Linked DNA regions of Homo sapiens: region 1 is linked to region 2. The links are chromatin loops, found by intact Hi-C in ENCODE. Cell type or tissue: PC-3. All regions are shown on one strand. Links, peaks and the distances in the headings refer to the core of each region. The heading gives the core; the rest is flanking DNA.

Region 1 (3,215 bases), core at 214-2,713, 68 kb before region 2:
TATGTCTTAGAAGGAATTTTATTACACCAGTGACTGTGAGGATCAGAGCTGTTCTCCCTTCCTGGACAGCTCGCTTACTGTATTTTATAACTCTATAAGATGAGTATTTCGATCCTCATTTAGAAGATGAGACAACTGAGGTTATAACATAATAGAGAAAAAAGCATCTATAATCTTTTTGTAGGTCTTTCTGTTATTGCAGCTTCTCTAGACCATACAAAACACAGAGGAAGCTGCTACCGTCAAGTTAGGACTATGCACACAAGCATTGCAGAAGGTGGCGTGCCTTCCCTGTCATCCCTATCAGCAACACAGTGAAACCAATATGCAGCATATCTTGCAATAAAGAGAGACCTCAAGGAATTTGAGTGCACAGAATTTTTAAAAACTTTTATCTAGCTTTATATAAGCTAGTGTGACTTAAGAGGAAGAGTACGCTTGTCATAAGTAAATTTTATAATTGCTATCACAAAGAACTATATATAAAATTAGCCAATCTGTATTCCATATTTATAATAATAAATATGGTGAAATATACCAAGCTATATGGGACTATATAGACAAAAAGAAAACTATGCAGAGGCCCATAATCTAATGTTAAGAGACATTTAGCTTCTCAGTTCATGGATTTCCATAGGTGACCAGGGAGAATTTATAGCCATTACTTTTAAACATGCGAACAAATTAAATGTAAAATGATATGAACAGCTTTGGAAAGAAATAAACTCCGTACTAAAGATAGTTAAGTGGAGTCATATAGTAGTCAACTAGTGCTAACCAGGGCCAGGTAACAAATGACACTGAAGTTCTCACTAGTCAAAAACAAGTAGAATTCATTTATCATTCATTGGTATAAAGACAAGCTGTGGCTCAGCTAGGATCATCCACTGGGGTCCAATTTGCAGCCTGGGTTCAAGTTGACTCTGTATGTCTCCTCACTGACTTTGGCACAGCCAGCTAGCTTGGACATGCTCTCCTCATGCAAACACAAAAGCACAAGAGAGCGAGTGGGAACGCATGCTGCCCCTGAAGATGTTGAAACTTCTGCTAACGCCGCCTTGGTTAAAGCAGCTCCTATGGCCAAACCCAACACCAAGGGACAGATAATCCTGCTGTGGCTGCCAATTCACATGGTGAAGCCACGAATGGATCATTATGTAAGATTGGAAGTGAAGACTTGAAACCAATAATAACCCAATTCCTCGCTGGTTGGAGTGGAAATTTAGTTCTAATTATAAGTCTTACATACTTTCCACTAAGTCCTATTGCCCTGAAATTTATTTTGTTTTTTCATATATGAATTCTTAGTATAAACGATATTCTTATGAAGTAAGTATCACTGATTCCATATGAGAGATGAGGAGCCTGAGGCTCGTAAAGTTTGAATAACTCAGAAAATGTCAGACATTAAACAGCGGCAGAACTGAAGTTCATATTAGGTCTTTTTGAATTCATACTCTTTAAAATGTGAAAGAATTAAATAATTTTACATAACTTTATAATGCATGCCCAAAGGACTTTCATTGCATGAACTACTCAGAAAGCCTTAATTCAGCATCTACTGTGTGAGGGGCACCACAGCAAGCCCTCAAAAAAACACATTTATAAACATATAATATTTAACTTGAGCTTCATGTCCAGGTTAACTAAACAACATGCTTAGTCAGTTTGAATTACTCATGTCTTGCTTGATGAACAATGAGCTATTTTACAGCATTATAATAATTCCTAGTCACACACAGCGCAACTCCTTTTGGTCACTGGTATTTGTTTTGGCTTTACTTGCATCTCCCATTTCAAAACATGTTTTTTCCTCAAGAATCAATTGTTTATTTATTTTTGCTCATAAGGACTCACACATATACCAGAGAGGTATCCCTGTTACAAAGATTTACTAACTAGATTTTTCTTTAAGACACACATTTCCTTTAGGTGAGCATGAATTCAACATTTGATCCAGCATGCTTGTTTGGTTATACTTCCAATTTAAAAAAATAACCTGCCACAATATTTTTTCTACTGTGTTTATTTTAAATAATTCTTAGCTGAATTCACACAATTCATGCTGTAAATGTCAGGTGACTAAAATGGAATATTATTTGAAAATAGTTATCATAATGTTTGTGAATGGAGAAATGAACAGAGACCTTAGTATTAATAAAAATGTTGTGATGCTTTGGATAAGTTAGATAAAGAGACAGGTTTGATATTTATTTGAATTATGTAACTCAAGGAAAAGATGTCAAAAATCAATAAAAGTACTATTTTGACAAGCATGATGATAATTTGAATCATTTATAATTGCTCCATTATAATGGAGTACAAGGTTGGAAGATCGCCATTCATATTTTGTGAATGTAGGGCATGTTAAACCCCCTCCGACGTGTTCTACCAACCAATTGGATGCCACCAATTGATATGGTGATATTTTATTTCTCCTAAACTTCATTTTTTAGAATTTTCGGCCTGGTGCTGTGGCTCACACCTGTAATCCCAGCACTTTGGGAGGCAGAGGCAGGTGGATCACGAGGTCAGGAGTTCAAAACCAGCCTGTCCAAGATGGTGAAACGCTGTCTCTACTAAAAATACAAAAATTAGCTGGGCGTGGTGGCAGGCGCCTGTAATCTCAGCTACTCAGGAGGCTGAGGCAGGAATTGCTTGAATCCGGGAGGCGGAGGTTGCAGCGAGCTGAGATCATGCCGCTGCACTCCAGCCTGGGCGACAGAGCGAGACTCTGTTTCCAGAAAAAACAAACAAACAAACAAAAAAAAAAAAACTACACAACAAAAAAAGAATAAAAAAGAAAATAAAATTTTCTTTTAAAGCAATTTCTACAGTATGTGCTCCTCTCATTAAAAACAATTTACCAAGTGCGTCTTCTACATCAACTACTCTACTAGGTGGTTTCCATTCATTAGAATCATACATAAATCCACTCAGTGATTCCCACTTTTTTTTTTTTTTTTTTTTTGAGACGGAATCTCGCTCTGTCGCCCAGGCTGGAGTGCAGTGGCGCGATCTCGGCTCACTGCAAGCTCTGCCTCCCGGGTTCACGCCATTCTCCTGCCTCAGCCTCCCGAGTAGCTGGGACTACAGGTGCCCGCCACCGAGCCTGACTAATTTTTTGTATTTTTAGTAGAGACGGGGTTTCACTGTGTTAGCCAGGATGGTCTCAATCTCCTGACCTCGTGATCCGCCCGCCTCAGCCTCCTAAA
Region 2 (3,215 bases), core at 412-2,911:
TTAATACCTAAAAATTGGCCTCTCATAGTTATTGATCTTAAAGATTGTTTTTTTCATATTGCTTTACATAAATAGGATTGTGAGAAATTTGCTTTTACTGTACCATCTATCAATAATCAGGAGCCTGCAGCTCGTTATCAATGGAAAGTACTTCCTCAGGGAATGCTAAATAGCCCTACAATCTGCCAGCTTTATGTTGGACAAGTGCTTTCACCAGTTCGAGCCCAATTTCCTGAGGCCTATATTCTTCATTATATTGATGATATTTTAATTGCTGCCCCCACAGATAAAGAATTAATTGACTGTTACCAAATTTTGAACCGCTGTGTTACAGAGGCCGGATTACACATCGCTCAGGATAAAATTCAACAGACCACTCCTGTTCAATATTTAGTAATGGTGGTCGATAAACAATGTATTCAACCTCAAAAAGTTCAAATTAGGAGAGATTCTTTAAAAACTTTAAATGACTTCCAAAAACTTTTGGGTAACATTAATTATTTAAGACCTACTTTAGGCATTCCGACCTATGCATTGTCTAACTTGTTTTCTACGCTGAGGGGAGCTTCCGATCTCCACAGCCCCAGGACTTTGACCCCTGAGGCTTTACTAGAACTGGAATTCATAGAGGAAAGAATCCAGACTGCCCAGTTATCTAGAGTAAAGCCGTTTCAGCCTTTTCAGCTTCTGGTTTTTGCTTCATTACACTCCCCTACTGGACTAATAATTCAACATAATGATTTAGTGGAGTGGTGTTTTCTTCCTCATACTGTGTCAAAAACTTCATCTGTTTATCTAGACCAAATAGCCATATTAATTGGACAGGCTCAGTGCAGAATACTTCAAATTTCTGGATTTGATCCAAATGTAATTGTAGTTCCTTTAAATCAGCTCAAAGTTCAAGCTCCCTTTCAACATTCTGTACTGTGGCAAATTCACTTGGCTGATTTTATTGGCTTATTGACAATCACTATCCAAAAAACAAATTGTTTGATTTCATACAAATGACATCTTGGGTGGTTCCTCAATTAACCAAAGATCAATCCATTCCTGAGGCCATTGTTCACTGAGCCATTGTTCACTGATGGCTCCAGTAATGGCAATGCTGGTTATATAGGTCCTACAGACAAACTTATTTCTACCTCTTATACTTCTGCTCAAAAGGTGGAGTTAATTGCTGTGATTACTGCCTTACAGGATTTCCCCAAATCTTTCAATATTGTCTCAGATTCTGTTATGTTGTACATGCCACTAAAAATATAGAAACTGCTACTATCAAACATATCGATAATTCTGAATTGGCTTCTTTATTTTCAAGGTTACAACAGGTGGCTTGCCAATGTAGACACCCTTTCTATATTACACATATTAGATCTCATACCACTTTACCAGGATCCATGTCTGCCGGTAACCATAAAGTCGACTGTTTGGTCTCTTTTACAACCCAAGAAGCTCAGGAGTTCCATAATCTCACTCATGTCAATGCTGCTGGATTAAAAGATAAATTTTCTCTTATCTGGAAACAGGCTAAGTTTATTGTTCACAGCTGCCCTCAGTGCCAGGTCTTCGTACTTCCAAATCAGGAAACTGGCATTAATCCTAGAGGCCTAACTCCTAATGCTTTATGGCAAATGGATGTGACTCATGTTAGCTCCTTTGGCAGACTGTCATATGTGCATGTCTCTGTAGATACCTTCTCAGGTTTTATCTGGGCTACTTGCCAAACAGGGGAAGGCACGGCCCATGTTAAAAAACATCTGTATTCTTGCTTTGCAGTTATGGGGCTTCCATATCAAATAAAGACAGACAATGCCCCTGCATATGTTAGTAAGGCTTTTGATACATTTATGCAACAGTGGGGAATTTCCCATATTACTGGAATCCCTTGCAATCCTCAGGGACAAGCTGTGGTGGAATGGGCCAATCGCACTTTAAAAACCCAACTGTCCAAACAGTCTGAACAACCAAAACATGATTTAACTACTCCCCACTTCCAATTACATTTGGCATTGTTTACTTTAAATTTTTTAAATGTTCCTAAAGATAATATTCTAACTGCAGCTGAATGCCATTATACAGGCAAAAAATTCTTCTTAAATGAAGGCAAGCCAGTGTTATGGAAAAACTCCCAAACCAATACCTGGGAACCTGGCACAATTATAACGTGGGGAAGAGGATATGCTTGTGTTTCACCAGGAGATCATCAATCCCCTGTGTGGGTACCCACCAGAAGACTCAAGCTTCGGGTGAATACTGACAATGAAAACCACAGAGGAAAGACGTCTGTGTCAGAGACTGCCCTCAGACATGGTGAGATCTGTGCCAACTCCTCAGAAACAGGCACACCAAATCACAATGGGTTTAAATCAATCCTCCCTGATGGCAATGAAGACCCATCTAACTAATCCCACTTCTAATTACCTTTCTTTTTCTCCTTACAAACCTAAAAATCTCACCGTTTCTATTAGCCTTAAAAAAAAATCCCTCTGTTCTTCCCTTCCTCCTTCAGCACTCAATCTCACTTACACTAGGTTTTATTTAATGATTCTCCTCCTCATACTTTCTGTCTCACCAGTTTCCTCTCACACTGATTTACCTGCTACACATGATTATTCTTATTGGGCTTATGTGCCTTTTCCTCCACTTATTCGACCTCTCACCTGGATAGATGCTCCTGCAGAAATCTACACTAACCACAGTGTGTGGATGCCTGGAGGCACAGATGACCATTGCCCTTCTCAACCAGGAGAAGAAGGCACTGCATTTAATGTTAACATGGGTTACAAATATCCCCCTCTGTGCCTCAGACATGCACCTGGTTTTATGCATCTAGAAACTCAAATCTGGGCTGCTTATCTTCCATAAAGATCAGCTACAGATAAAACAGGACATTTGGTCTCTGGCCTCTCCCTTTCTCCTTTAAAACAAATGAAAGGAGGAGTAATGGGAGATAACTCCATATTTTCAATATAAACCTGCAGGAAAACCATGCCCTAAAAATTTTGAGGGCCCATCTAAAACTTTAATTTGGGAAAATTGTGTTAACTCACATGCAGTAATATTAAAAAATGACTCATATGGTTTAGTAATAGACTGGGCACCAAAGGGCTATTTAAAAAACAATTGCTCCTCTGGTGGAAGGGAATGCCTGGAAGCTACTTATTTTATTTCTTATCAGGAGAATGAGAATCATCATTCTACTTTGCATAGGAGGT

What was found. Peaks named below come from ENCODE experiments on the same cell type or tissue, not always from the same donor. Only the 100,000 strongest peaks of a DNase experiment are listed, where the experiment ranks them.
Region 1: it touches region 2 in a loop (6-fold over the local background); 1 of 110 quality-filtered maps calls a loop at or near these places.

The regions. Positions count from the first base shown.
Region 1 is chr5:40,039,920-40,043,134 of GRCh38, forward strand. No RefSeq gene overlaps it. Among named protein-coding and RNA genes, the nearest start is that of LINC00603, 11 kb to the right of the region's middle. In PC-3, for the core only: no CTCF peak of the experiment used is centred there; a DNase peak (open chromatin) is centred at 1,742; H3K27ac peaks cover 964 bases.
Region 2 is chr5:40,107,330-40,110,544 of GRCh38, forward strand. No RefSeq gene overlaps it. Among named protein-coding and RNA genes, the nearest start is that of LINC00603, 57 kb to the left of the region's middle. In PC-3, for the core only: no CTCF peak of the experiment used is centred there; DNase peaks (open chromatin) are centred at 1,569 and 1,872; H3K27ac peaks cover 1,821 bases.